Linked DNA regions of Homo sapiens: region 1 is linked to region 2. A link is a loop called in an ENCODE intact Hi-C map of the cell type or tissue named here. Cell type or tissue: heart right ventricle. All regions are shown on one strand. Each heading gives the region's core, and the rest is flanking DNA. Links, peaks and the distances in the headings are about the cores only.

What was found. A loop is a pair of places that touch in the nucleus more often than their neighbours do. Peaks named below come from ENCODE experiments on the same cell type or tissue, not always from the same donor. Only the 100,000 strongest peaks of a DNase experiment are listed, where the experiment ranks them.
Region 1: a loop joins it to region 2, with 2.0 times the contacts of the local background. A loop is called at or near these places in 3 of 110 quality-filtered maps.

Annotation. Positions count from the first base shown.
Region 1 is chr4:113,467,924-113,484,004 of GRCh38, reverse strand. The region is part of intron 16 of CAMK2D (calcium/calmodulin dependent protein kinase II delta); the gene reads left to right. Among named protein-coding and RNA genes, the nearest start is that of CAMK2D, 290 kb to the left of the region's middle. In heart right ventricle, for the core only: no CTCF peak of the experiment used is centred there; no DNase peak of the experiment used is centred there; H3K27ac peaks cover 4,339 bases.
Region 2 is chr4:113,517,355-113,533,435 of GRCh38, reverse strand. It overlaps CAMK2D (calcium/calmodulin dependent protein kinase II delta), which reads left to right. Exons shown (of 21, transcript NM_001321571.2): 8 at 2,137-2,220; 9 at 15,779-15,873. Among named protein-coding and RNA genes, the nearest start is that of CAMK2D, 240 kb to the left of the region's middle. In heart right ventricle, for the core only: no CTCF peak of the experiment used is centred there; no DNase peak of the experiment used is centred there; H3K27ac peaks cover 543 bases.

The DNA of each region.
Region 1 (16,081 bases), core at 4,566-12,565, 50 kb after region 2:
ACAAAATTCAGATTCTTAGTAAAATATCCATAAAGTGACTCTGTTTACTTGACTTAACCAATTATTGCTTATATGGAAACAGACATTCTCATAGATGCACCCCTTTTTCATTTAAATAAAAATTGGGCATTTTCTTTACACCTTCCACATTAGTTCCCTTATGTATTTCTGCTTCTGATTTTGACCTTTTACTGTTTTCTCATTTTTTTATTTTTTAGAGACAGGGTCTCTCTCTGTCATCCAGGCTGGAGTGCAGTGGCTAAAACAAGAAATAATATGTGCATTAAAAAAATAAATACGGCCAGGCACGGTGGCTCACACCTATAATCCCAGCACTTTGGGAGGCTGAGGCGGGTGGATCACCTGGGGTCCGGAGTTTGAGACCAACCTGGCCAATGTGGTGAAAACCCATCTCTACTCAAAACACGAAAATTAGCCGGGTGTGGTGGTGCATGCTTGTAATCCCAGCTACTCAGGAGGCTGAGGCAAGAGAATCGCTTGAACCCGGGAGGCGGAGGTTGAAGTGAGCCGAGATTGTGCCACTGCACTCCAGCCTGCGCGACAAAAGCAAAACTCTGTCTCAAAAAAAAAAAAAGAAGCATAAGGATATAGCTGCTATCATATGTGAACAAACACAGAATGCTTCAGATGAATGTAACACATGATGTAATGCCTAACAAAGAGACCTCTATTTGAAATACTTGGATTCATTCATTTAAAAACAAGAAAAAAAGATTGAGCACCTTCTGTGTGCTGAATATAGTAAAATAGACTGAGGCTGAAAAGGCTTAGCTTTTTCCTAAGGGAGTTTTTAGTTTTATAGTATCCTCTTCAATGAAATTATATCTGCTAGTGCATTTCCCATTCCAGTGAATAGCTATTTTTTGCATTAAAATTTTATTACATGTTAAAGTTTCTTCCAGAGTACATGAGTGGATAAACTATCTTGCCTTTGAAACTCAGTGAATTAGGTAGTCTGTCTTTATTTCTTTTAAAATGGAATAGCGTAACATTTTTCCCTTGGCCAACGTTGTTGAGCAGAGTTTGCCAATCCATTATATGAAAGTGAGCAACATGTTTAGTACAAAAAGACTGATTTAAGTATTGGCATTGCTATGATTTATTTTACTGTGGTGAAACTAACTTCTCTGCCAAAGCTATATTATCCCACTGATTACATATATGTGACTACTTCAGTATCCAAAGGAAATTCTTTGCAATATGCAAATACCTTTGGATGTTTGATTTCGTCTCTTTAGATTAGAACAAAATTTAAAATCTGTGATGAGTTCTGAACATTTCCAAACTACTCAATTGTGTTTTCTTTAAAAACAAATATAAAACCTCTCTATACAACTATTTTATTTAATATAAGTTATAGATTAAGTTATATTTTTAAATGTCACCTCCAAAGAACATTTCTCTTTCATTTCTCCTCACTTCCATAGTACTATCAGTGCAGTCTGCACTACTGCATTACTCATTGCAATACTCCTGTATAGTATGTCTCAACCATTTTTAATATGTTTGTGTTCAAATGCATCTAAGAAAACTGAATTGATATGACTATGTTATATTCTAGTGCTTTTAACACACCTTCATCATCATCCTTAGTCTTTCTTTGTCTCCTCAGTTTCTTTTAATTTCTTTGTCTCCTTAGTTTTGCTTATACCCCACATGCGGTCTCAGAAAATCCTACTAGTTCTTCAAAATGCACACTTTTTTTTGGAATTGACTGCTGCTCACCAACTCCATTGCCATCACTCTAACTTAAGATATAATCATCTTTTGCTGATATTATTGACATAGCTTCTTAGCCATTGACCTGCTTCTGCTTACAGTCTATTCTCAACAGAGAATAGAGTTACACTTTCAAAAATACATTAGATCATGTGCTGCTCTTGCTCTGTATTCTCCAGTGGCTGCCAAAGACATCAGAATCTATTAAAAGGCCTACCATGACCAGGGCTCCTTCAGACATGCCTTGCCTTGCCATCTGACTTAATGTCCTATTATTATATGTGCATCAGGAACACTGTTTCTGAAATGTATCAAGCAGGTTCCTGCCACAGGGCCTTGCACTTACTATTCCATGTCTGGTATGTCCTGATACACATTTCCATGTGGCTTACTGCCCTTTCTCTTTTTAAGTCTCTGACCAAATGTTATCAAAAGTTACCCTCTCTGTGAGATCTTTTACTACCTTATTTTAAATTACATCCCTCCAGACTGGGCATGGTGGTTCATGCCTGTAATCCCAGCACTTTGGGAGGCAGGCAGATCACTTGAGGCCAGGAGTTTTTGAGACCAGCCTGGCCAACATGACAAAACCCCATCTCTACTAAAAATACAACAAAATTAGCCAGGTGTGGTGGTGCATGCCTGTAATCTCAGCTACTTGGGAGGCTGAGGCACAAGAATCACTGGAACTTGGGAGGCAGAGGTTGCAGTGAACTGAGATGGCACCACTGCACTCCAGCCTGGGCAGCAGAGTGAGACTCTGTCTCAAAAAATAAAATAAAATGAAAATTTACATCCCTCCAAATCCAGCACTCCCCATTCTCCTGTTTTACTTTTCTCTTTATATTTATTATCTGAAATATCTATTTTACTTGTTTCCTGTTCCTCTTCCCCCTACTAAAATGTAAGTTTCTGTAGAGCAGAGATTTTTGTCTGTTTTGTTTATAGCCATATTCATAGTATCTAGAATAGTGTTGGGCAATAGTGGGAATAATAAATATTTAATTGGTAGAGGAAGGAAGCATAGTGGATACCAACCATGACATGTCCTAGCAGCCACTAAAATGATCGGAATTCTCCTGAAATTGTGATCAGTTTACAACTTTTTCTGTGTAGGTTTTTGTACATATAATTACCTCGCTCCATAATTTAGGAGTTAAAAACACCGAAAATGCATGTTTTAAAAGTGTCTTAGTCCATTTGTGATGCTATAACAAAATATCACAGACTGGGTAATTTATAAATAGTAGAAATTTATTTTTCACAGTTTTGGAGGCTGGAAAGTCTAAGATCAAGGTGCCAGCAGACTTGATGTCTGGTGAACGCTTGCTCTCTGCTTTAAAAATGGCACCTCTTGCTGTGTCTTCACATGGCAGAAGGAATGGAAGGGACTAGCCAATCCCTCAAGCCCTTTTTTTGTTTTTGAAGAGGAGTCTCACCCTGTCACCCAGGTTGGAGTGCAGTGGCACAATCTCAGCTCACTGCAACCTCCGCCTGCTAGGTTCAAGCAATTATCCTGCCTCAGACTCCCGAGTAGCTGGGATTACAGGCACCCGCCACCGTGCAGAGCTAATTTTTGTATTTTTAGTAGAGACAAGGTTTCACCATGTTTGCCAAGCTAGTTTCGAACTCCTGACCTCAAGTGATCCGCCCACCTTGGTCTCCCAAAGTGCTGGGATTACAGATGTGAGCCACTGCACCCGGCCCTCAAGCCCTTTTATAAGGGCACTAGTCCCCTTCTAATAACCACTCAAGGGCCCCACCTGTTAATACCATCAATGTTTGGTATTAAGGTGCAACATGGACTTTGTAGGGACGCATACATTCATATCATAGCATTAAGTCATAGGATGTTTTTTCCTATTGGAATGGAGGACGCGCTTTGGTGTCAAATATACTAGATTTGAATCCCAGCCCAGCTCTCCATTGAATATGCATTCTGACTGCTCATGTAAACCATTCTGAGTCATATGTACAATAGGGATAATAATATGTCAATGCTGGCCGGGTGCGGTAGTTCACGCCTGTAATTCTAGCACTTTGGGAGGCCGAGGCGGGCGGATTACCTGAACTCAGGAGTTCGAGACAAGCCTGGGCAACACAGTGAAACCCTGTCTCTACTAAAATACAAAAGAAATTAGCCGGTGTGGCGGCATGCACCTGTAGTCCCAGCTACTCAGGAGGCTGAGGCAGGAGAATTGCTGGAACCCGGGAGGCAGAGGTTGCAGTGAGCCAAGATCCCGCCACTGCACCCCAACCTGGGCGACAGAGTTAGACTCCATCTCTAAAACAAAAATAATAATAATATGTCAATACCTAACCATTTTTTACCTACAAAAGTAATTTCATATGGCTCAACCTGAAAATAATAATAACAATAAGAGAGCATACTCATGTTGAATAGTGATACAATCTATTAAATGCCTAGTATAATTCCTGGCCCATGATTTAAAACAGTCCATAAATCCAGAGAGAACTGTGTGTGTGTTTTTAAACATCGTTTCTATTTTCTGAAACATTTATTTTAGATAAGTAGGTATAAATGTTAAGACCCACATCCAGCCAACCTATGTGCATAAATACCCAAACTACATAAAGCTGCCCAAGTGCAGAAAACAAGTTCATTTTTGCTTTAAAATCGAAACTGATGGTTTTTTTAAAGTGTTTGTGAAGATGACGGTGTTCTTTTAACTCATTATGAATTTTAAACAATTAAAGTATTTTAGTTCACTACTTTTGGCCTCCATAGTACCATATAATAGGCACTTAATAGATTAATGAATTAATTATGAGGTTTCTACATTAATTCTGAGTTGAGACATATTTTGTACTTATTAAACATGTTTTAAGTAATAACTCAAAGTCATCCCTCATTTGAAGTAGTCCTTTTATCTCTGGATATGTTCAACTGTTTTGAAAAATTGGCTCAATTTTGCCTGTGTCTTGATTATCACTGCTGAGAGGAAAAGAAAAATATGTAGACTGATTGTTTTCCACAAAAGTAAAATGTGAATTTAAAAAGGAGCATATCTATGCAAAATTACTTAAACACTTCTCAAGCAAAATATCTCAAGAACGATAACATATAATGTCCCTTTTAGAAATTGTGATTACCCGGTTCAGTGTTTCCTCAAAAGAAACTAACTATCTTGATAGAAGTTAACAGATTAAATGTGAAAGACCTATGATTTGTTTTTGAATTGACTGTGTACAGGATCATTGGTTTCTTTATTAACATCACTGCATGTGGTTATTTACAGCATGTCTGTCTGGCAAAACACAGATGGTAAATGTTATGGAGAGAATTTGGATTTCAGGAAAAGTTGGGATAATAGACAAAAACTTATACCATTATGTGTTTTCAAATTTAAAAAGAAAGAAAAAAAAATCCTGCTCCAAATGTCATTTTTTTTACAATTGTACAATTTGAATTAGGAAATGTTTTCCACTGGAGAAAATAATGTTTTGGGGCCGTGAGTATTTTAAGTAGAGTATTTTTACTCCATGCCTAGGCCACTTCACACAGAATTATAGCATTCTGATTAAACATTGTACCACATTACACAAAGTTAAGCTACACAAAAATGTAAACATATTACTAAACAGTAAAGAAATACCTCTGGAAAGGTTAATGGTCCGTAATGACAGAAAAAATAACTTACTTCCAAAAGAGTGTTGTGATTTTTTAAGTGGTATTTTGACCAATGTAGGAAGAGTGTGAGCATATGAGATTGTATATTTAAGTCTCTCTTCAAGAAATAGAAGCTCTTCACTCATAATCTTTATAAGAAGAGAGAAGCCTAAGAAGGAACTTAGGGCTATTTAAATATATGAAGAGTTAATAAACATGAAATGTGTTTACCTGTCACTGAGAATAAAACTAACAAAAACACATTTGTTTGAGATGTGTGTAAACATCTGTACCTGAGTTGGTATTCTTTAAATCTGTACTACAATTTTGTAACAGGAGCAGTGTTGTAAGTTATTGAGGAATTTCATCATCTGGGTTAGTTAAATTAACCTCACTTCGGTAAGTGCTGTGTGGTTGTAATCTGACTATGCAAGTGCCAGCGATAACCTTTGTAGTCATTCTCAGTAGTCATCCTCTCTGAAACCTCCAAGTCAATATTTTCATGTTATCTCCAGTTTTTTTTTAATGTAAAATTCTTACTATTGTCTTAATCTCAGTTCATATAATATAAATGCAGATTTCCTAAGTGTGGAATATTAATTACTTATTAAGTAACTTGAATGGTGTCTTTGAAGACTGTTCATCTTTTGAAGGAGTCATACTCACAAATATGTATCTACTATACATTAAATTTTGAAATAAATTCATAATTTATGGTAATTTACATTTATAATACATGTTGGAATAAATGAGAATACATAATATGTTGTTGGTTCTGAAATATATGGCTCATAAATTTAATTTTTACTGCAGTTGCATTGGTTAAACTAAGAACACCTTTACTGGACCTGTAAAACTGGGCCCCAATATTCTTTTTTTTTTTTTTTTGAGACAGAGTCTCACTCTGTTGCCCAGGCTGGAGTGCAGTGGCACAATCTCGGCTCACTTCAACCTCCACCACCCACGTTCAAGCAATTCTCCTGCCTCAGCCTCCCGAGTAGCTGGGACTACAGGCACCCACCACCACACCTGGCTAATTTTTGTATTTTTAGTAGAGATAGGGCTTTACCATGGTGGCCAGGCTGGTCTCGAACTCCTGACCTCAAGTGATCCATTCACCTCAGCCTCCCAAAGTGCTGGGATTACAGGCATGGGCCACTGCACCTGGCCAACTGGGCCCCAATATTTCAACAAGAATTTTTAAATTAATTATCTAAGCTGAATTTAGAGGCAAATATCCCAGAGCTAAACTGATTATACAGTACCAATGTGAGGTATCCTTTATTAAAAAGCATGTGTTACTGTGAATCATTTAGTAATTTCTGGTATGATAGGATATTTTTAACTTCCCAAAGTAAGCTTTAACCAATGTAGTAACTAAGCACGGAAATGGCTCTTGGGCCTACGAGTCTTATCATTGCTTTCAAATGCATGACGACATTGGAAGAGTTATAGGCATTCACATGGGTACAGCCCAATGGATTCTTCTCATCTGCTGTACAGATAAGGCCAATACACTGAGACAGTGATGTTGCAGTAGAGAAACAGTTTAGTTATTGCAGGGCATCCAAGCAGGAAGACAGGACATGTTTCTGAAATCTGCCTCTCTGAGAACTTGGAGGCTTGGGTTGTTAAGGATAATTTGGCAGGCAGGGGGCTAGGGAAAGGGTGCTGCTGATTGGTTGGGAATGAAATCATAGGTGTGTCAGAACTGTCTTCATGTGCTGAGTTAGTTTCTGGGTGGGGGTTGCAGGACCGGTTGAGTCAGTTCCTTTGTATGAGTCACATACAAAGGGTGGCATCAGTTGGTTCACCAGAATGCAAAAGTCTGAAAAATATCTCAAAGACCAATCTTAGGTTTTACATTAGTAATGTTATCTATTAGGGGTAATTGAAGAAGTTATATATCTTGTGACCTCCAGGTACATGACTCCTGATCAGTAAGCAAACTAGGGAACAATAGCTGGTTATTGCTTAACTATTCATAGATCTTAGCAAATTCAAGACTCTACCATAATTCTAACCTTGTGGCCTTTTATTAGTTTTATGAAGGTAGTTTCAGTCCTGAACAAGGAGGGGGCATAATTTTGGGAAAGGCCTGTAATCATCCTTGCTTTAAAGTTAAACCGTAAAGTAAATTTCTCCCATAGTTGGCTTGGTTTACACCCAGGAATGAGCAAGGGCAGTTAGCTTGTGAGGTTAAAAGCAAGATAAAGTCAGTTATGTCACATTTATCTCGTTGTCGTAATTTTTGCAAATGCAGTTTCAGCATCACTATGTGAATGTGTGTGTGGTAAAAATGGGAAGTATAAATAATTTTCCTCCAAACCTAAATAAGTCTTGCAAGTTGTGACAGACCATTGTAAATTTACACAGATTTACAATGCTGTGCCTTTTCAGTCCAATGGTCTGACATCTGAGAAAGCTACAGTAATCATCAAAGTTGGGCATATAGGCACACATATTACGTTGAGCCCTGGCCTTTGGATCTACAATGCCATAGATGAATGCAACATACTCCTGACATATCAAGAGGTTCTATCATTTTTTCATAATTTTCCAAATTGGAAAAATTCTCCTTAATTATTTTATTTGTATTATAAACTTTTTTCCACTAGTTCCCCACTTACTGTTGACTACAGATGCTTTAGTAGTTTTAAACAATGAATGGGAGGAGACTGATTTTCCCATATGTTTTGTAAATTGGCCTTTCTTCTTCCCACTTCACTGAAGATAATCTGCCCTTGCAGATTATCTTTTATTGATTCAGGGAGCTATGGACTGGATAGTGATGGACTTTGTAATGAAAGCACAAGCTACTATTTTTGCAGCTGCTGAAGATAAGAATAAGCTAGAAAACATGAAAGTACAATGATCGGAGATGCTGCTGCATATTCCTGTGTAGTAAAAGATCTGCTTTGTTATCTGGACAGTCTCTTCCAGAAGAAGAGACTTCTTGAGTCAAAATAAGATAAGAAGTATGCAACACAAAGAAGTGAAATGACATTCTTACAGTTGAAATATTCATACTATGTTAGTTGGTAAAACTGCTTAGCTTCTACCTCATTGAGGCAACATTGGTGTGAGAAACACTGAAATATGACTGAGAGCCTACACTAGCAAGAAGATGGGGGGAAGATACCTTTAAAAAGATCACTTGGAGTTCAATAATTATGGATGCATAATAACATTTTGAGTACTCTTAATATAGTCAGCCTAGTTCTTTCTCAAAAAATAAATTCAAGGACATAACAGTTCAGTTGATACTATGGAATTTTGTTTGTTTGTTTGTTTGTTAGTTATTCAAAACCAGCAAAGGGATATGATGCTTATTTGGTAGAGAGGACATGCTCTTCAGCTCTTTCTGCCTTCTTGATCCAAGAAAGCATTCACAAATTTACCAGTTTATTTACTCAGGAAAATGTGGCTATAAATGAATTTACCCAGGAATAAACTAAATTCTATTATTTACTAAGTTCAAATAGTATACTTTTCATAAAGGGATGAAATCAGTTATTGAAAAGAAGCTAAATTAATTGTAAGCTAAACAACAGCAACTGAAATCACTGAAAGAAATTAAAACCTACTATCATGACTGTAAAGGATTTTAACCATTCTCACTTTTTATATTTCTAGCTATTAATACTGAAGGGAGGACAGAATATTAACACTTTGAAATTAACTCTCCGCCAGGCACGGTGGCTCACGCCTGTAATCCCAGCACTTTGGGAGGTCGAGGCGGGCAGATCACCTGAGGTCAGGAGTTCAAGACCAGCATGGCCAACATGGTGAAACCCTGTCTCTACTAAAAATACAAAAATTAGCTGGGTGTGGTGGCAGGCACCTGTAATCCCAGCTACTCTGGAGGCTGAGACAGGAGAATCGCTTGAACCCGGGAGGTGGAGGTTGCAGTGAGCCGAGATCACACCTTTGCACTCCAGCCTGGGGGACAAGAGCAAAACTTCTTCTCAAAAAATAAACAAATAAATAAATAAATAAACTCTTGACCTGAAAGATATATGCTCCGTTTTGACTAATATAAAATTGATTAGCAGAGTTAGTTGAAATCATTACAGCACCCAGGGGCAGCTGGATTGCTTTCATGACCAAAAAAAAAAAAAAAAAAAAAAAAAAAGGCCAAAAAGGACTTTCCAAATATTTTAAAACTTTATGACTAATTGGTCTCATTGTCTCTTTTCCACGTCTGAATTTTTTTCTTTCAAGAAAATAACTGTGGCCATCACCTTGGTTACACAGTGGAGAGAAGAGATACCCTTAGAGAATGCTTAGAACATCTCTGATCATGCAAATGTGTAAACTTGAATGCCAAGAGACTTTATAATCTTAAATCTGAGCAGAGGATGTGAGTCTTTGACCAGTTTCTTAAAATCTTTTTCTTCCATGTCATCAACTCTTAACTGGAAATGGTACCACACCTATGTGATTCATGGAACATCTTAATACTTGAAATACTCAATGGTATTCACAATGCTGTGCTATTTCTAGCTTCTGCAAGTCAGCTGGGGGTGGCAGAATAGTTACCCAATTACTTTAATGTGGCTAGAGTGAATTCTTTCACATAAGCAAATGTTCTGTGTAATCATAGTTTCTTTAGACTCTAAAACATTTATTTAAGTCATTTTTTAATGAAAATCTTTATAAATACTTTATACCTCCTTTAATTTAATAGTAAATATTTTATTTCCATTTCCGGTCAAAGGTAATTTTAGGAATAACATGACCATATTTTACTGTAACCCGTGATATCCTTGCAAACTAAAAAAAACATAAACCTATTTGTACTTATTCTAAATGATCCCAATGCTAGATCTTTCTGATCTTAAAGATTTGTTAATTATTTATTATTAGGCTATAGCAATTTAACAGGGCTAAGACTGATATTACTTCTTCCCCAGTTAACTATCATTTTGTACTATGAAACTACTCTGCATTATATAGCAAAGTTCAAAGATGGTTTGAATAATTTATTTATTTTTTTTAATCCTGAAAGCCTCTAGTAATTAAAGGGTGAAAAGTTGATGTTATTCAACAGGTGACTTCTGGATAAAAGAGGTTTACAGTAAACATTCGTGAATAGAAATTTAGTAATTGCCATGTCTTATATTTGAATAAAATATTAAATCACTCAACTTTAGAATCTGTGATAAGTTTGATTTTAAAAGCCAAAATTATGAAAATTCCTCTCCCCAACATTAACTGCTACATCAGTCTAGTGAAGTAAAAATAAAGTCACAGAGAAACAAGCCGCTAATTGCACAGAGAATGCCAAATATAACTGAATTGATAGGCACCTTTTTCTGTAAAACTACCAAGAGCATAATTTGTATAGTTGCCTAAAATAGTAACTATTCCCAAGGGTTAATTTTGTTAATGGCAGCATGGAAAAAGACAATAAAACCACGGGGCACCCAGTTGTGTGAAATTGATGTAATAATTAATTACACCCTTAGCCTAGTAATTAAGTAGTCAGTCACCTTGCCAGAGTAAGTTCAAAGGCATTTAGGTGGTTCATTTAAGTTTATGATTTCAAAATATTGAAGTAAAGCACTGTGGGCTGGAAAGGAACATAGATCAGTGAATTGAACAGCAGAGGGGAACCTTAGCCAAATAAAGCTCTAACCCTGGCACAGCCTCTGAATTTGCTAGATGACTTGAGCAAGTCACTTAACCTCCTTGTCCTTCAAGTCTCTGACAGCCAAGTACCCAATAACCTGTAAGAAATGTAGAAAGAAGGATTTAAATTAAATAGAACTAGACATATTAAGAAAGTAAATAAATAGAATTGCTAACTTAAGATGATACAAAAATTGTTGCTATATAACAATTTTAATTGCACAGCTTTTGATCATTGAATAAGTGCTTTTTAGGCACAATTCACTAAAAGATTTCAACATATGACACTCTGCAAACATCCCAGTGAAGACACATTTGCAGGTATAAATTCAGTTTATTTTGTGGTCCAAGTTTCATTGTAGTCAGCTAGACCTCTCAATAGGGCTTATCATCAAGTAGTTTCACTTCAATGAACTGATTAATCCAAAATCTAAACAACTGAAAAGCTCAAGCTCAAATACTAGAATTTCTTTGCACTCAACCCTCTTGAAAAGAAATATTAAATGTAAACATTGACTAGAAGTATCTGGTTTATCTTACTAAACTTTTAAGATTAAATCTGCTGCTATTCCGGCATCTGAAATACTGCAGCCTCATAAACTTTGGTCCTGATGCAGACTCTGAAGTATCCAAGGTGCCTTCTCAGCACCGCCACATCCAAACTGCTATCATACATGATAATTGTCTACATACTTGCATTTATCTAGTGATTTAAAATGTACACAGTATTTTATATATATTGTCTAACCATATACTGATATTTATTCATACATGCATGCATTTATGGACGTTGACTCAGTACTAGGTGTTCAGACTATAAACTGGTCAAGTTCTAGTTAGATATATGAACATCCCGTGATAATGCAGTAAGATCAAAGTAACGTAAAGTAGCTGGGTCTGAAGCACGCAGGAAGAGCAATACAGACAAAGTGACACTTGAGCAAGGTATTGAAAAAGATTTTCAGGCAGAAGAGGGAGAGCTTCTGGCAGAAGGAAAAATGGCAGGAAAAGTACAGTTATCAAAGAGCCAGGACTAGCTGAGGAAAGGTGAGCCCCTTGGTGTGGCTGGAGAATATATAAAAGCCCTAGAGGACAAAAAGTGTCAAGAGATAAAGCAGGAAAAGTAAGAAGATCTTTAAAACAGAGAACTTTGGGCTTCAGCTTCTAGACCATGAGAGGAGGGGGACTAGAAACCTTAAAGGGGTGGGGGACAATGGCAGCTCTGTTCTATAGAGTGATGATTCTGCAACAGTGAGGAGTGAGAGAGGCCGGTGTGGGAGACCTGGGAGCAGGAAGGGTCAGGAACTTCCGAGAGCCTGAATCAGAGTAGTGGCAGTGAGCCTAGAGAGGAAGAAATGGCTCTGAGAAAGAGTTGGAAGAATGTAGAATGGCTAAAGATCTATGAGGAATAAAAAGAAAGGAGATAGCAAGGCTTCCAGTTTGGGCAGCTGAGTAGATTATGATGCCACTATCCAAGATGAGAAATTCCAGAGAGGCATCAGACTTTGTGAGAAAAATACTGAGGTTCATTTTGGGCACCCTGGGTCTGAAATGCCAGGACAAATTCAGATGTTTAGAATGCAGTTAGAAATATGAGCATGGAGCCTAGAAAGATTTAAGGTCTCCGAGATAGAGAATTGGCAGTCTTCAGCATGCGGTCAGAGCCAGAGGAGTGAATGAGATTGCCAAGAGTAACCAAATGAAATAATTAAGAGGCTAAGGATGTATCCTGGGAAACATCATCAGAAGTGCTAAGGAAAAAGAATGATCCATGGAGGATTGGATATGGAAACAAAGAAAGAATTGAATCCAGAAGAAACCCCAGGTTTTGAGCTGGGAGACTGGCAAAATTGTGGTTTCATTAGCAAAAATGAGTAAGTCAGGAAAACAAAGGAGTTCGATGATCAGTTTTAGACAAGTCAAAAAGTGTTTTCTGTCATTGTCAATAAACGATAAGACATACTACTTTATACTTAAATTATTTCCATTTGTCAATTTTATATTTCTTAAAGGCTGTCTGGTTATCACCAAATAATGTACCATCATATATTTTAAAAAGGTCATTGGATTGGGAATCGAAACCAATTGAGTTTGTTCTGGACCTACTATTCATTCAAATACTTATTAAACATTTCCTATATGCCATGCACTGTGTTATCTGCTAGAGATGCAATGGTGCAGTACCACCCTTCTAGAGTAATAGAGAAAACTGATTAATCGGTTACATGCAAATAAATATGTAAATACAAGTGTACTAAGTGCTTTTAAAAATCAGGTGCCAGCTATGTATGAATTCATAACATCGCGGGGACCTGACCTAACATGAGGCTCAGGGAAGACTTTTTTTTTTTTTTCTTTTTTTTGAGACAAAGTCTCGCTCTGTCACCAGGCTGGAGTGCAATGGTGCAATCTCAGCTCACTGCAACCTCCACCTACCGGGTTCAAGTGATTCTCCTGCCTCAGTCTCCCGAGTAGCTGGGACTACATGTGCGTGCCACCACACCTAGCTAAGGTTTGTACTTTTAGCAGAGACGGGGTTTCACCATGTTGGCCAGGATGGTCTCTTGACCTCGTGATCCACCCGCCTCGGCCTCTCCAAGTGCTGAGATTACAGGCATGAGCCACCGCGCCTGGCCCAGGGAAGGCATTTTTGAAGAAATAATAGTTGAATTGAGATCTGATAAAAGAAGTAGGAGCAAAATGGGGGGGGTGCAGTTTTCCAAGAAGAGAAGACAGTACATATAAAGGGCTGGTAATAGGAGGCAGAATGTCCATTTTGAATTGGTAAAACAAAGGAGCAAGAGTGGATTGGAGAAGATAAAGTCAAAGAGTCTGAATGAGTCTAATGAGATGGGCAGAGTCCAGATTACGCAAGGTTTTGTAGTCTCTCTTCAGGTACCTATCCTGAGAGCAGTGAGAAGGTTTTAGAAGAGTTCAAATAGAAGGTTATCTGAAGAGATAGGCATTTAAAAAAAAGAAAGAGAGAGAGAGAGGTGGTTGCATTGTAGAGAACAGAATAGTGAAGAGCAAAATTGGTTGCAGAAACACTAAATCAGAGGGCTGTTACAGAGCCTGGACAAGAAATGATGGGTGCTTATACCCAGAGAGAGTGGGGGTGAAGAGGAAAAAAAGTCAAAAAGAAGAGGAAGGCAAATTCAACAGAACTTAATGGATTGGCTTGAGGTGCTGGATTTAGGGAGTCAAATATGATCCTCAGGTTTCTTTCTGGCTTATGCAACTGAGAGATGATCTTGCCATTCACCAAAATGGGGATCCATGGAAGAGCAAGCAGGCTTGTAGTGGTGGAAGTTCTTAAGCTCAGTTCAGTATATGTTGGGTTTGAGGTCCATTTGAGATACCCAAATGGAGGCTCAAAAATAGCCTTGACACATAGATCTGAAGGAAGAGTCTAGAAAGGAGGTTAACAATTTGGGAGTCATTGGAATATAGATGACTATTTAAAACACTGGTGTACACAGGACTTTAGGGATGCAGCATGAGATAAGGAGAGGGACTCAAATTGAGTCTTTAGAAGGAATTGAAGCATTTAATATCCAGGTAGAGAAGGATAACATGGCAAATGAGAATGAGAACATGTAGAAAAGCAAGAGAGTTAAGTAAAAGGAGAGTGTTCCAAGACAAGAAGGTGGGAAGGAGTGATCAGCAAACTCCATACCTTTGGGCAATGCGCATAATCCCTTTATTTATCTGTTAAACCAAGAAATAATCACTGCATTCCTGAGTATTGTTATAGTAACCAAATCTAATGTTTGAGGAAATGTTGAAATCTGTAAGTTGTTTTATTATGTAGTTACTCTCAGTTCTTGGGTTTTATTTTGTTTTCAAACACTGGGATCATTCACACCCTTATCTTACTCTTCCAGGCCTCTTAGAACAAGAGCCAAAAATATATGAATTTGAAAGGGAAAATGTTCCCAATTCTTTGTGCATAATTGCATGGAAAGTAATTCCACTCAGAACCTGGAACATCTCTCCCACTTGGTTTTCTCTTTTTCCTTTTCCTAAGAATCTAGAAATCGCCAGAAAGTACTTTGTGTCCTATGAGTATAGGCTTGAGCACTTCAGTTCTAGAAATAAACCTAGTAGGTAAACAGCTTCCTGCGATTAAATGGCTAGCTCTGGAGTGGAAGAAGCTTCTGGTATTCAGGGAACACCTTACTGGTACATTCTGCATTCATCGTGGTATAATTAGGGACACATCACAAGCTCTCCACTTTGACTTTTGGAGTGGTTATTTATTACTTGGTGTTCAGGAAGAGGGAAGGCCAGATGAGAATGGACCCCCTCCCCACACAACTTGTCTGTCCAAGCCACTGACACAGTAACTGTTCCTCAACCTCACTGCTGATTGAGAGTAGAGCTAGCTAACACCAAACCCTCGCTCTTCCTCTAGGTCAGATGCTGGGCTTGTGGCAACAGTTCCAACAACAAGCTGACTACTATATACAAATGATTCATTTCCAGCCTTCTGCTTTCCTTTAAAGAGTCAGCTGTCATGTGCCGCCTGTGACTCACTCAAGCTCCTTTGCCCCAGTGAAATAAGCACTCTAAAGATTCCTGAGTTCCAGGCCCCTCCTAAGCCAAACGAGTCACATTGTTTTTATGGTGATACAGCACAGAAGCATCCTGGCTAATTCCCATTTGTTGTCCTGCCAGCAAAAGCACCATCGTTTCTAAGCATAAGAAGTGAGAGAAGGCAATTTGTGTTGCTTTGTTTATGCAGGACAACCCTTAAGCCAGTTGTGGCATGCAAAATACTTAAGAGTGAATGCGTATTTCCACAGTGGTTCAGAAAGTAAAAGATGGCCATATACACCCGATGATTCTAATTCCATATTATGCTTGTGAGGCAGTGCAGAGACTTTCAGAAACTTTAGGAAGTGATCCTAAACTCTTCACACTCTATAAACTGAAGCCTACCCTAATGAAGCTCCACGAAGGACGTTGATCTTATGCTCATTTCAAATTGGCCATGTTTTCTAAACTGTAGTTTTTCCTATCAGCTGTATATCAGACCAAAAAAAAAAATCTGTTAGTTTGAAATGAGGATTTCAT
Region 2 (16,081 bases), core at 4,450-12,449:
TTTCTATTGATGGCATGTAGTATGATAATCCTAGATTCTTGCAAGTTTAATTTCCCACAGAGAAGGTCTTCTCTATTTTACCCCCCATATGTCTGTATTTATGAGGTCACATTGTACCGTACATTCTTTCCTAACGTCCATGCATTTAGATATATGCTTCAATATTCTTGGGGTAAGGACCCCATTGACTGCTCAAATGATGGTTGTAACTAAATAAGAATGAGCATGCTGGTATTCTCTTAGAATTTTAGTCTCCAGAAGAGGTTTGTAATAATTTATATTTTAAATGATCTTTTCATTTCTTCCTCACATAGTAACTTACTTCCCTATCTTAGGGAAGCTTAGGAGAGGTATTGTTAACATTTCGTACTTCTGGCCATGTATTCTAAGTTATTGAAATCATACATTATTAAAGTTTACTGATTTAGACAGAAGAGTACAGATTGTATATAAAAGAGTCATTGAAATTCAGGGTGAGAAGGGACCACCGAGAACTGTAGGTAACTAAGGAGAGCTCTAAGATGGAAATAACTTAGAGCCACTCTCTGTTAGAAAAGAGGTAGAGAAAAAATATTGAGGATTCAAGGAACAGAAAAAGTAGTATCAAGGGTGACACTGAGAAGGCCATTTTTAAAAGACCTTAAAGAGATTAGTCAGGTCAAGGGCTCAGAAGGAGAATGAAATCATGTTGAATGAATGAAGTGTAGCCGGATGATAAAGGATCTGAAAGTGCACACTAAGAACATTGGATGTAATCTGGACATTAGCATCGATTTCTCACTGGAGTCTCATTGCCTGTCAACTCTAGAGAAGTTGGAGAAGGATGGTGAGAGTGGAGGGGACAGAAGTGCTGGCAAACTCTTTAAAACAATTGTGTCCATCTCTACCTTGGAATTCACAGAGTGCATATCACTCCTTGAGGAAATCTTCAAGCTTTAGGCAGTGGAACCACCATTATTGCTCAGTAATTCTCTGTACCTCACAACTACCAACCAAATATTTATTTCAAGTCGAGTTTGAGGTACAGATGGATTACCCAGGGTCCATTTGAAGCTTAAATTGCAACATACAGGTCTTTTCTTGGAATCCCTTCTCATTGTCTATCCAATCTTCCCCCAAAACAAACAGAAAAAGAAGAATGGTAATAGAAAAGAAAAAAGATTAAGTGCAAAGTTTTTTTCCTCATTTTCTTTTTTGTTCAGAGAAGTAACTGTGTTGTATATATTGTCTTTTAATACCTCTTTGCATGTTGTTTGTACTTAATAAGTATAAATTTGTCACAGAAATGGGGAAAAAGTTTCTTTCTTGGACACTTTGCATTTCAATAAGTATACAGTGTGTTTCATCAGTGATCTGTGGTTGGAGAAATTCCATTATATATACTTTTAAAAAGTTTTTTTTAGTTTATTTGTGCTTTTAAAGAAAACTTCCAAATGAGGATAGTTATTTTTAGTATGTTTCAAGTAAACATTTTTATTTAAAAAACTGTTATTTTCAGAAATAAATATTTTACTCTAGATTCTAGCTATAAATTGTTTCTAAGTGTAACTTATTGAATTCTATACCAATATGTATAATATGAAGTTTTCTTTCCCCATCTAGTTTTTCTTACCACATCCCTTCTTAAGTCGAATGTCTAGTTGATACTTGTTCAGTAGTGATTCATCTGAATATTCCTGCATCTTCTCTTTAGTTGCCAGTTACAAGTACATACTGATTATTTAACAGTACACAGTGAGCTCTGTGATATATTTTCGACTTATATCTTCTCCTGGTGAGTTCTTCTCCATATTTCTTTTCAGGTGTAGTTTTAACTCCCATATACATAAAGGACAATAAGAATTGCTAACCAAAAGTGGCCTTAAGTATACACAGTGACTTTGCAGCATAGTAGATTGGCCTTCATATCTGGAAAAAAAGATGTATTTTTTTTCAAATGAGTTACAGGGCAGGGCATACTAGTGTTGATATTTCTATAAAGAGAAAGTCTACACTATTTATTGCTCTGAGAACCTTGTTGTGTTTTGAAAAACATATAATCAGATAAAGAAGCCCCCGATATTTTTCTTTCTTAGTTTCCCATTTCATATTGTTTTGTCAAATCAACTGTGACTCATTAACATCTCTTTTCCCTAGGTTTTGCTGGCACACCTGGATATCTTTCTCCAGAAGTTTTACGTAAAGATCCTTATGGAAAGCCAGTGGATATGTGGGCATGTGGTAAGCAATTATATTTTGAAGCAAATTTTGTGATAAGCTAGTGTCTTAGTCCATTTGGTCTGCTATAACAATCTGTCATAGACCAAGTGGGTTAAATAACAAAAATGTATTTCTTATTTATTTATTTATTTTGATACAGTGTCTTGCTCTGTCGCCCAGGCTGGAGTGCAGTGGTACAATCCCGGCTCACTGCAACCTCTGCCTCCCAGGTTTAAGCAATTCTCCTGCCTCAGCCTCCTGAGTTGCTGGGATTACAGGCACGTGCAACCATGCATGGCTAATTTCTGTATTTTTAGTAGAGACAGGGTTTCACCATGATGGCCAGGCTGGTCTTGAACTCCTGCCTCAGGTGATCCACCTGCCTCAGCCTCTCAAAGTGCTGGGATTACAGGTGTGAGCCAGCATGCCTGGCCACAAAAATTTATTTCTCACAGTTGTGAAGGCTGGGAAATTCAAAATCAAGGTGCCAGGAGATTCGGTGTCTGGTGAGGGCCTGCTTTTAGTTTTATAGAGAGTTATCCTCTCTTTGTGTCTTCACATGGCAGAAACAGAGAGGGGGCTCCCAGGGTCTCTTTTATAAGAGCATTAATCCCATTCATGAGGCCTCCATCCTACCAAAGACCTCACTTTCCTTCCTTCCATCATATTAGGAGTTAGGATTTTAACACATGCATTTTATGAGGGACACAAATATTGTCTATAACAACCACAATTTTTATAATTTAAAATACAAGTTGAACATCCCTAATCAAAAAATCTGAAATTTAAAATGCTTCCAAAATCCAAAACGTTTTGAGTGCCAACGTTGATTGCCACATGTGGAAAATTCTGCACCTGACCTCATGTGATGGGTTGCAGTCAGACACAGTCCAAACTTTATCTTATGCTAAAAAATATTTAAAATATTTCATAAAATTACCTTCAGGCTATGTGTTTAGATGTGTATAAAACATAAATGAATTTCATGTTTAGACATGGGTCTCATCCCCAAGATATCTTATTATGTATGTATAAATACTACAAAATCTGAAAAAATCCAAAATCTGAAACATTTCTGGTCCTTAGCATTTTGGATAAGGGATACTCACCCTGTAATATCTTTTAAATTTGAAGTTGATATTCTCTAGTGATCGACTTACAGTAGAAGTTCTCAAACCTCAGTCTACAGCAAGATTACATGGACAGCTGTTTAAATGACAGATTGCTGTGTTTCTGATTCAGTATATCCAGGATAGAAACTTTTACCTTTTTAACAAACTCTCAGGTGATGCTAATGCTGCCATTTTCTGGAACACTTTGATAACAGGGATGTGGAGCATTGCTCCTAGTGGTTATGTATTTATGCTGCTATCTTCTCAATGGATCCAGCCAGTCCTTCCAATAAGTATTATGTTTGCCCATGATACTTGGCAGAGTTTAAGAGTGAACTAGTAAATATTGGAAAATAATGAAATTGACCATCCCGAGGGGACAGAAGTCTGATTTAGGCCTCTATCAGCCAACTCAAATCAAAAACAGTATCCTATGCAGGCCCAAAGACATATAATGGGGAGGATTTTCACCCACAGTTTTTATAATGGAATTTTTATGTTTCAACATATATTTTGAATACAGGAAAGACTGAAAGAATGCTGCAACATTACCCTACTAAGATTATCAACATAATCACCTAAATTCCTGATACTATGTCATTGCTACCAGCCTACAAGTAGATACCTAACTATCATAGTTTGGCTTTAGTGTGCTGCAGACAGATTTCAGTGCCTTTGGTGTTTGTCAGCAAGCTTGGAAAAGTTGATTTAAAAAACTTTACTTGATTCTGAAAATAATTTTTTAGACTTGTTTTAGTTTAAAAAGTTAATAAATTCATCATCACTACTTTATAGTGATAGGCTGTTCCTCACTATATTTCTTGTCAGCTTTACCTCTTTGGTAACAACTTGATGTTTGATCTTAAACTGATTGAATCTTGGGCTTTCAGAGTTACCTCCATGCCTGGGAAGGCAGTGGTAAAATAGGGCACTATATTTATAGTTTCAACCCCTGGGGTTCAGTCTTTACGTTTTACCTACTAACCCAGTCTCTTTAATATATCTGAGTTGGTTTCTTTACCTGTAAAATAGGAATATGTTACCCTCATTGAATTGTAGGAGGGTCAAATGCAGTGCACTTTAAAGGAAGACAATTGACAATTGCTACTTAATTAATGGGTAAGGTCTTAGGAATGCCCCAAGCTCTGTCTTCCTGCTACCTACCTGAGAGTATCTTCTAAGCATGAACTCTAAGGCATGAACTCTAAAATGCCTTGAATTAGAGCATTGTCACAAAATATCTTTGTTCAAATCTAAATGTTAATGGAAGATATCTCAGATATTTTCCTTGCAATAAATCAGCTCCCAGCATACATAGATCTGTTTCTGCTGATGAATTTAAAAAGCAACAGAGTGGCCTGAGACTCAGGCAGACACAGACAGGTTTTGTGAAGGATACAATCATATTTTTTAAAGTATTTTTAAAACATGATAAAGCTATATTTTTGTAAAGATAGGGGGTTGTAGCTAAAACGCTGCATTTGGACCTTGAACACTAGAGGGATAGTGTGGCATACAATAGTCAGTAACCAAGGGAAGCAGGACTCAGCATAAGGGACATTTCATACTCTTTCTTTGCCTGCTTCATCAAAGGCCTTTTCCAGCCTCTTCTGCCTTTGTGTTTATCTCTCCTTGTTTTCCTAGTTTCCTTCCTATTTTCTACTTTTTTTCTTCATCCCTCCTGTCTACTTCATAGGTAAGAGGCAGTATGTATAGTGGTTAAGAGAACACACTTAGCTTCTCAGTTCACTTGCTGTATGACATGGCACAAATTCTTTAGTCCCTGTGTCTCAGTTCCCTCTTAGAAATGGAGATCATCAAAGTTCTTGCCTCATGGGACTGCAGAGAGGATTTTTTAAATACAGTAAGTGATAGTTATCATTGCTATTATTATACAAAGTCTTTATTTATAAATGAAGTTTCTAGATAACTGATATATGCATTATAGTAGGCTTAAAAAACAAAGTGTATTATATAACTCAGCATTATTGGCGTGATTATCAGTAGAATGCCCTCATCTGATGACCTGAATACCAAATTCTCTCTCTCCCTCTCTCTGCTTTCTTTCTTTACTTTTAAATTATTTTCCCTTGTTTTATTTTGTAAAAGGTGTTATTATGGACAGATTTCACAGCTTCTGAATCATATTTTACTCTGCCAAAGAATTTAAATAAATTATTCATTTGTTCTTATATCGAAAACATTTTTTCATGTTTCAAATGTGTCACCATAAAAAATGATAGACAAGTGAGGTGATAGATAGGTGAGTTAGCTCTATTTAATTATGCCACATTGTATATCTGTAAATATCAAAACATCATATTATACCCCATAAATGTATTCAATCATAATTTGTCAATCCAAAAAAATTAAGAATTTTTTGAAAATTTAAAACCTTTTTTTATAATGTATAAGTTTTATTGGTGTTGAAGAATATCAGATCCACTAAAAAGAAACCCAAAAAGCTAATAGTTTATGCTAGGGATTCTTCTCTGGCTGTGCAGAAAAATCAATGATGAAGCATATACAGGCAAACCTCAGAGATATTATGGGTTTAATTTCTGGTCTCACAATAGAACAAATATCAAAATAAAGTGAGTCACACAAATTGTTTGGTTTCCCAGTACATATAGAAGTTATGTTTACAGTGTACTATAGTCTATTAAGTATACGATAGCATTATGTCTAAATGCACATACCTTACCTAAAAAATACTTTAAAATAGCCAGGCCCAGTGACTCATGCCTGTAATCTTTGCATTATGGGAGGCCAACCCAGGAGGATCTTGAGTCCAAGAGTTTGAGACCAGCCTGGGCAACATAGGATGACCCATCTCTACAAAAAGAAAAAAGAAAAAAAAAAACTGTATTGCTAAAATATCATCATCATCATCTGAGTCTTCAGCAAGTTGCAATATTTTTGCTGAAGAGTCTTGCCTCAGTGTTGATGGCTGTTGACTTATCAGGATAGTTGTTGCTAAAGGTTGGGGAAGCTGTGATAATTTCTGAAAATAAGACAACAATGAAGTTTGCCACATCAGTTAACTCTTCCTTTCATGAAATATTGCAGTACTCACCAAAATGTGACACAGAGACACAAAGTGAACCCAAGTTGTTAGGAAAATGGCACCACAGACTTTCTCAATGCAGGGTTATCATAAACCTTCAGTGTGTAAAAAATGCAATATCTGCAAAGTACAGTAAAAAAAAAAAAAAAAAAGCACAGTAAAACCACATATGCCTTTCTATCAAAATGCCCAGATCCTGCATGGGCCTCTGCTTTAGTGGATCTGTGGTAAACACAGGCAACTGCATTTTTAATAACCTATGATGTATTATCAGAGTTTGGATTCACTGTCTTAGACTCACAAAACACACTATGTTCAATTTTAATATTACTTTGGAATATTTGATTTTATGTGGATTGTCTGAGTACATTTCTGTAATACAGTTCATATATCTAACCTTTTAAAATAATGGAATATCTTATAATAGTGAGATTTCATATCTGTGAAATGTGAGAGAACTTATAAGTTAGAAGCTCTAACTTTCTTGTCTGGAAGAGGGAAAAAGGATAGGTAGAGAGTAGTTTCCATCTTTGTTTTCTAAACTATATAACATTTTGTTAGGTGTTAAGCAAATATTAGATAGATACTACGTACACATGTGCATACATGCATGCACACACACACACACACACACACACACACATCAAGAATGACTCCTTAGAAACTTATAGCCATAGGGCATCTCATAGATTTTTAACCCCAATTTTGCCACCTTTCACCTTGCTATATTGTATCCTTTCTTCACATAATATTATGCAAACAGCCAAATTCCTTTGTGATGAGCCTTGCCCCAGTTGGAGCATGTATGTGCCACCAATTTCCATTTCTTTAGAGACTGTGTGGACGCTTTGTCTAGAAATGCACTTGAGATCACACAGCTATGAAAATGTCTTAAGTGTTCTAATATCACATGTTGAGGGGAAATGACTCCCACTAGAACATTATAATGTATTCTTTTGTTACATATCTTGGTCATTGTTGTGGGATTTGGAATTGTTTTACCATTTTATTATATATCACCTCACTCGTGTGACATGAAAGTGACATTAATTCACTTTATTTGTAAGGTGATGTACCCTTAAACTCATCATCATTGTAATCACCACCACAGTAATGGACACACTATTTGGTTGCTTTTAGGTTGTGGCTTATCCTGAGGGAAACTCTTTTTTAGCCATTCATTAGCACTGTCTCTTGCCAATTAAGTAGTGACTTATTTTCAAGAGTAGACACTGGGTTGAGTGGTAAAAAATTACACTACTCAGAAAACAAAAGAAATGCAAAACAAGCCATTTAGCAGAAAGGCAGCTAGCCTTCTATATGAATTAAGCTCTGAACCCTCATTACAGCAGAGCAGAGTGAAGCAGGGCATTGGTATAATGACTAAAACAAGCCTGTACATTATTTTTATTAGAATCATGCAATTATCTGCACACAGGAAATCTCGAATTCCAACATTACCTTGCTTTTGTGATCGCACACAGAGTATGGTCTGACCTGTACTCTCTCTTTGGAAGCAACTATTCCATTACTGGAAAGCAAATAATAAACATTAATGAAGCAAGAACATAGCCTTGTGTTCTGCCATTAACAGCAGTAAATTGATTTTTATGACTTAATTGTATGTATAACTGCTTCCATAATTTCCTAATGGGATGAGGAAATGTTTGTGGATGTCACTGGATCACAAATTTCTAACAGAGCTTCTTCTACAATTTGGCCTAAAAATAAATAAATAAATGCAAGCCTATAACATAGGTCTCTCCCGCACCCTATGTACATATGTGTTGTCTTGCTACTTTTCTGCCTTACTTAGGTATCACTCTCAACAGTTATGAGTGATAATAAATTAGTGGCTGTCACAAATGTACCTTGACTTCGGACAAACCTTGGGAATTTTATGGAATATGTTTCTTCTTTTCTTGTGTGGTGAATTTAGGTTCAGCAATGATGTGTTTTCTGGGGTTTAACCTTTTCATATTTCAGCTGGTGTAAGTCATTATCAGTTACTTTAGTCATTTTGAAATCCCAAGCCTACTGGATATTCTGTTGCTATTACCAGTTCTGAGGTTACCTTACACTTGGCCAATCACAGATAGGCCTCCAGATTAGAAGCCTTCTGCCTTCATCCATTCTTACCCACATCTCCAACAGTCTTCAGTTCATGGAGCCTTACTCCCAATCATAGTCTTTACCAATATTCTCTTACTCTGAACTTACACACTGTCTTAAATTTCTCTACATTTACTATGTCTGGTTTCCCTAACTTGGTGTTTTTCAAACTCTGAAACACAAACCACATGGTTCATTCAGAGTGACCTAAAGTGCACCCTCCTGAGATCTACCTCAGGACCATTGAATCAGATTCTCTGGGGCCACAGGATGCAGCAATCCCACTTCTGGTTATATATCCAAAAGAATTGAAAGAAGCACCTTGAAGAAATATGTGTACACCTATGATCATAGTAACACTATTCACAACAACCAGGAGGTGGAAGTAACCCAAATGTCCATTGACAGATAAATAGCTTAAACAAAATGTGGTTTATACGTATAATTGTATATTATACAACCTTAAAAAAGAAGGAAATTCTGTCCCGTGCTACAACATGGATGAACCCCAAGGACATTATGCTAAGCAAAATAAGCCAGTTACAAAAGCACAAATATTATTATGATTCTACTCACATGAAGTATTAAAACAGTCACTTTCATAGAAACAGAAAATAGAAAGGTGATTACCAAGAACTAGAGAGAAAGGGGAAATTAGTGTTTCATGTATATAGAGTTTCAGTGTTGAAAAATGAAAACAAACTGGAGATCTGTTTCATGACAGTGTAAATGTACTTAGTACTACAAAACTGTTCACTTAAAAATTGTGCATCTGGCTGGACATGGTGGCTGATGCCTGTAATCCCAGCACTGTGGGAGGCCAAGGTGGGAGAATCACTTGAGCCCAGAAGTTTGAGACCAGCTTAGGTAACATATAGTGTGACCCTACCTCTACAAAAACAGAAAAAATTAGCCGGGCATGGTAGCACACACCCGTAGTCCTAGCTACTCTGCTCGAGAGGCTGAGCCCGGGAAGATCATTTGAGTCAGGGAAGTTGAGGCTGCAGTGAGCCATGTTCATGCCACTGCACTTCAGCCTGGGTGAAAAAGAGTGAGACCCTGTCTTTAAAAAACAAAACAAAACAAAAAAACAACAAAAAAAAAGATCTGTTTTATGTACTAATTATTTATTTATTTGTTTGTTTGTTTATTTATTTATTTATTTATTTATTTCGAGACAGGGTCTGGCTCTGTTGCCCAAGCTGGGGTGCAGTGGCACCATCTTAGCTCACTGCAACCTCCACCTCCCAGGCAGAAGTTATCCTTCTGCCTTAGCCTCCCCTGTAGTGGGGACTACAGGTGCACACCACCACACCCTGCTAATTTTTTACTTTTTGTAGAGACAGGGTTTTGCCATGTTGCCCAGGCTGGTCTCAAACTCCTGAGCTCAAGCAGTCTGCCCACTTCGGCCTCCCAAAGTGCTGGGATTGAAAGTGTGTGGGACCTTTTTTTATGTACAATTTAAAGTCACTGTGCGGGACCTTTTTTATGTACAATTTAATGTCATGTGTTTAAATTTAATGTTAGGTATTTTTAGCATAATTTAAAAAAAAAAAGATTCACTGAGGTGAGGCTCAGGAATTTGCACTTTAACAAGCGCACCAGGTGATGTTGATGCAACACCAAAGCTAAGCAATACTACCACAGCTAATTTCAGATTCCTTTAGGAGAGCAGTTTTTAGGATTATTACAGGATATGTCAGAGGTTGCAAACAGGTGAAGTCTTAGTTCAGGCTGCTATAACAAAGTCACATAGACTGCGTGGCTTATAAACAACGAAATTTCTTTCTCATAGTTCTGGAAGCTGGAAGTCTGTGATCAGGGTGCCACCATAGTCAGGTCAGGTTTTGGTGAGGGCCCTCTTCAGGGTTACAGACTGCCAACTTTTTGTTGTATCCTCACATGGTAGTTAAGAGAGCTAGCTAGCTAGCTGCCGTCTTCTTAAAAGGGTGCTGTTCCTGTTCATGAGGGACCCATCCTCATGGACTAAATATCTCCCAAAGGCCCCACCACACCAAATACCATCACATTGGGATTTGGATGTCAACATATGAATTTTGAGAGCCGTACAAACATTCTCTCCATTGCAGGCAGTCTGCTGTCTTAGTCAGACATGCGGACATTTTATTCTTATGAGTGTTGATGTTAATTATTTATCTTTATAATTTATTAGCAAGTAATTTCTATAAAAACTATCAGTTTCTTGCTTCTCTAAAATAATCAAAAGAACAGGTGATGCAATGCTTTTGCTCTTTTATAGTAATTGTACCTGTCAGACACATGAACACAGCTGCCGCCCTGGTGACCACCCCACCCCATACACAGTACAGGTGCAGGCCTTCATCCCTGCCTGCTGCCAAAAGGCCTGTCAGTTTGCCACTCCTACTACATGGCATAGATAGTTTCCATCCTCTGAAACATGCCTTCCTATCTTGCTGGCATTGATCTTCTAGCTCTTTGTTCTGCCCTTCATTGGCCATTTAGGTCAGAGTGTTAGTTGAGCACTTTCTCTACTTGAAATGTATGATGATTTTCCATTAATCATACTACAACAAGGTAAGAGAGAGCCATACTTATCACTCATGTAATTAATTGTGTACTTCCAAGTTCCACATGCATTTTGCTTATAAGTTTATAATGTACCCCTTTATTTACTTAGAATATTCAGTAACTGTCTTAGATTCTTCCATTAACTTCCTACTATCTTCTCAGAGTTCTCCAACATTCCTTCTTCATCTCTCCTTTTGTAAGAACAGCATTTAGAATGTTTAATTATTAACAAGATTATAGGTTTAACAACTTTTTTAACATTAACTTTTATTAAAATCAATTTTGAATGTTCTCGATGATATAGTCTTTCTACCTAATTGTAATCAGTGCTTCTCAAAAGTCTTATTAACCGGACATCTCTAGCATCTCCCAAGCACAAATATATACATAAGATAAGGAAAACTAGTTTTAATATCTACCTGTATATGGAACCAACTCTATCAAAAATAGTTTTAACTGTTTGTCATGGAACATGTGAAACATAAAATGGAGAGAATACTATAATAAACTGATGGCTAATCTTATTTCATCTATTTCCTCCCTTTCATTTCCCACTCCAATATTATCTTAACCAAATTGAAACATTGTATCAATACATCTATAAATATTTTAAAGTATATCTCTAAAAGAAAAGGACTCTAAATATGACAGTAATATTAGTTTTAAAATTTTAATAATTATTGCTTAGTAACATCAAAATATCTAGTCATTTTCCTATTTATCCTCTCCTGTCATAATCTTGTTTGGTCTCTTAGGTCTCTTAGTCATTCTTAATTTGTAATTTTTGCTCCATTCTCTCTTCTGTCTCCTTATTTCTTGATTTATTTTTCAAAGAAAACTGTAGCTCCAAGACAGCACATGTAAGTGCTCAATCTTGGTCTCTAGATACTATTTACCATTAAAAGGAACCAGAACTTTCTGTAATAGCAGCTGATTTCAAGTTTAGAACAGGAAAAAAGCAAGATGATCCAGGAGCATCTTGTCATACCACAAAGAAAAACTATTAAGGACCACAGAGTTTATATTAACAGATGCAGGAACCACTTTGAGGAGGCTGGCACTAGCCAAAGATGGGGCAATTGAGAATCAATAAGAAAAATAACATAATAGATTGAAATACATCAAGTAAGTTTAAATCCAGGAATTGATAATGATAATCAAAATTCAACAGAAGTCCTAACCTTTGGGGGATGTTGGGGAGCCAATGCGTTATTTTAAAAACTGGCTAGTAAAGAGGAAAATAAATAAATAATAGCCTATCTTTCCTATATGAACTGTATCTTAGGCCAACCAAGTGGATAAGGAGCAAGATTTTCTTAGTCTAAAGAAAGCATGATATAATTAGAGTATCATCATTTTGTTTGTTTGTTTGTGAGTCTCACTCTGTTGCCCAGGCTGGAATGCAGTGATGTGATCATGGTTCACTGTGGCCTCGAACTCCTGGGCTCAAGTGATCTTCCCACCTCAGCCTCCCAAGTGGCTGGGACTAGCTGTGCATTCCACCACACCTGGCTAAATTTTTCTATTTTTGGAAGAGACAGGGTCTTGCTATGTTGGCTAGGCTAATCTTGAACTCCTGGGCTCAAGTGATCCTCCTACATCAGCCTCCCAAAGTGCTGGGATTATAGGTGTGAGCCACCATGCCCAGCCATCATTATTTTGCAACCCCAGTAAAATTATGTAGGCAGTAATCATAAAAGGCTGCTAGTGTCATGAGAGATACCCAACATTTGGAGGTCACATCATCACCCCTCAAGTGGTCTCGCAAAAAAAAGACTTCTTCATTGACTTTTAATGATTTTAGTACTTTAGGTATATGGGCAAAGAAAAAGAGCTAGTGATTTTTTCCTTTCTTTTTTCTCTGACATAGAAAAAAGGTAAAATTTAGGTTTATTAAAAAGATAAATTGGGCTTACTCATGAGGCAAGAACTCAATTAGAACAACAAACACTTTTATTTTATTTTATTTTATTTTTATTTTTGAGGCAGAGTCACAAGACTCTGTCACCTAGGCTGGTAGAATTCAGTGGCACGACCTTGGCTCACTGCAACCTCCACCTCCTGAGTTGAAGCGATTCTCCTGCCTCAGCCTCCCGAGTAGCTGAGACTAAAGGCATGTGCCACCATGCCCGGTTAATTTTTTTGTATTTTTAGTAGAGACAGGGTTTCACCATGTTGGCCAGGCTGGTCGTGATCACCTGACCTCAGGTGATTTGCCCGTTTTGGCCTCCCAAAGTGCTTGGATTACAGGTGTGAGCCACCACGCCCGGCCTAGAACAACAAACACTTTTAAAATAAGCATTTGTTTAGAGGACCTAGCTAAAGGAAAAAGTAGCTGCAAGGAACATTTAAGATAGGACCAAATGGACATCTTTGCTAGTATGTCAAGGTCTCTCAGTTAGACAACACAAAGTTTTAAATTTTATATTATCATTCCTACTAAAGTTCATAGATAAAGAAAAAGTGGCTGCAGGGAATGTTTAGAGCATCATTATGTCTGTCCTGCTTGTGGTTGAAACAGTTACTTAATCTCTCAGCCTGTTTCTTCATCTATAATATAATGCAGATAATAACAATATCTACCTCATAGCATTATACAAGGATTAAATGAGATAATGCATTAAAGCACACATAACTCTGAATAAATGTTATCTACAATAAAATTTATTAGTATTACATTATCCTTATGCCATGAGTCTCATACTTGTTCTATACATTCAGAAAATAGAACTACAAAATAGCATAACTCAGAAAGGTTTTAGATGCTTGTTTAATAATCAAGTTGAAGTAAACTTACAAAACGGTGTTTATTTAAATAGGCACTGACAATTTCACATCAGGCTAGTCAATAGCACCTATAATATGTTTTTTTTTTAAGTCTTTGGGCCTAAAAGTGTTTTTTTTAATCTTCACATTTATGCTATTATTTTATTTAAAGTACATGTTTTTGTAAACACTCCTCCATCAAACAGCTAAATTGTGGGCATCTATTACATATTGCCTGCTTTTCTCATGGAATGAGCCCTCTGTGAGCTTCCTCTTCCCAGAGAAGCACCACATCAACTGTCAACTGCAGACATAATTCATAAGGACAAACAGCCTATGTTGAGAATGCTAAATGTCTCAGTTGAGCCACTATTTCATAATTCTATAACAGCCTAATTCCAGATGTGTATTAGGAAAATGTTCATATTCAATGGAAACTATCACTATTACAAAGCAAATTTTCTTCTTAACCTCCTGGAACCTTATATAGCTGAGGGCTAAAACTACTCAGGTACAGCTTTTTTTCTACTTGCCTCCTGAGAACACAAAGAGAAACACTCATCATCATCATTACTATCATCATTTTCATTAGATGTATGGAAAAATTATTTTTATGTCATGAAGGTGAGGTACCAATATACTGTGGTTTTCTTCATGGTCTTTTTTTTTTCCTTAAGAATGTTGTTTAAAATTTTTTATCCTTGTATTGATTCACATGACTTAAAAAATCTGCTTATGAACTGTATCTTCCTGAAGCAGGCTATAAAATTCTAAGATGATTAAACCATTGCTTAAAAACCATTTCAGCTGCTACAGTGTCTATTGTATAAAGATGTCCAGACTGCTGGACAGGAGCAGGGATAGATCTCCTAGGTACAGAGACCAAGAGACCACCTTGGATAAGGGAAAAAATAAGTCTCAGGGTACACCTGGCAAAGTGTCACCTGTCTTACTCTTCTTCTCAGGTTTCCTAGGCTTAAGGAAACATAGCAAGAAAAAAGCAAACAGGAGAGGTCAGAGGAATGACTGCCTTCCTCCAGGATAATGAGCTAGGAAAGAAACCAAAGGCCTTAAGCAAGGCAATAAAATACGTGAAAAGTGGCAGGAGAGATATTTGATGACAGAGAAGACCACTGTATCAAAACAATCTCAGACATTTAGACTGCAGATATGATTTCAGGGAAATTTACAAACTGTGAATACAGAATTTTTTTAATTTTAAAAGTGAAATTAGATTTTGGTTAATTTATAAATAATTATGTTTGTGAAAAATTTTAGCAAATTTTATTACAGCCATGTGTTTATTGTTATTATTACTTTGAATTTTCTGTGGAATTTCTCCCTTCTCTCCCTTTTTCCTCTCCCATAATATATATTCTTCTGTAGTCTTGTTGGTTTAGTTGTTTGACTGAGAAGGCTTGAAGTATTTGAAGACTAAGATTACTGAAAAGAAAAGGGTTTTGTCTCTATGGGGTACCCACATTTGCAGGGACTATGGTTATTTAGAACGTGGATTTATAACCAGGACACCATCACTCAACAAAATGTCCCAATGACCATCAAAACAAGTATGAGGAAATAAAAAACATGCTTAGTTTTTAAACTTCAACCTCACAGTGACTAAAATCATAGTCTCTATATAGATAAGAATGCAGTAAGACCCTCTATAGACAAGAGTTCAGGGGGGCCAAAGAATGTTGCCCTAAATGAATGTTGCCCTGCCATGCCTCTTTAGAATTCTTTGATGCATGCATTGACTGACACATTGTCAGAGTTCTGGAGCATAGGAGGAGAAGCATTCACCCTCCAGAGACTGCTCTAGACTAGATCATAACACATCTTTCTGAAGTTTTCCTACAATCCAGTTTTCTCTGTTTTAACAACTACGGCTTAATATCATTGTGGATCAGCCACATTTAATTTACTGTTGTCTATATGACTTAAATTGTGTTAACATTATATTCTCCTCCAGGTGTCATTCTCTATATTCTACTTGTGGGGTATCCACCCTTCTGGGATGAAGACCAACACAGACTCTATCAGCAGATCAAGGCTGGAGCTTATGATGTATGTAATAACTATTTATATCACTTTAGATGAAGGTTTGTCTTTTGCCTGTTGACCAAGAGCCAGATCTTTTCATTTTTCTTTTAACCATAATTTTTACCACTTTCTCATATTATTTCCCTCTCTCTTAAGGAAAGGGAGAAAGAAATGCAGCATTTGTATCCAGTTTACGTTTCCTTTTAACTCACTGTCTCCTAAGATTGAAAGA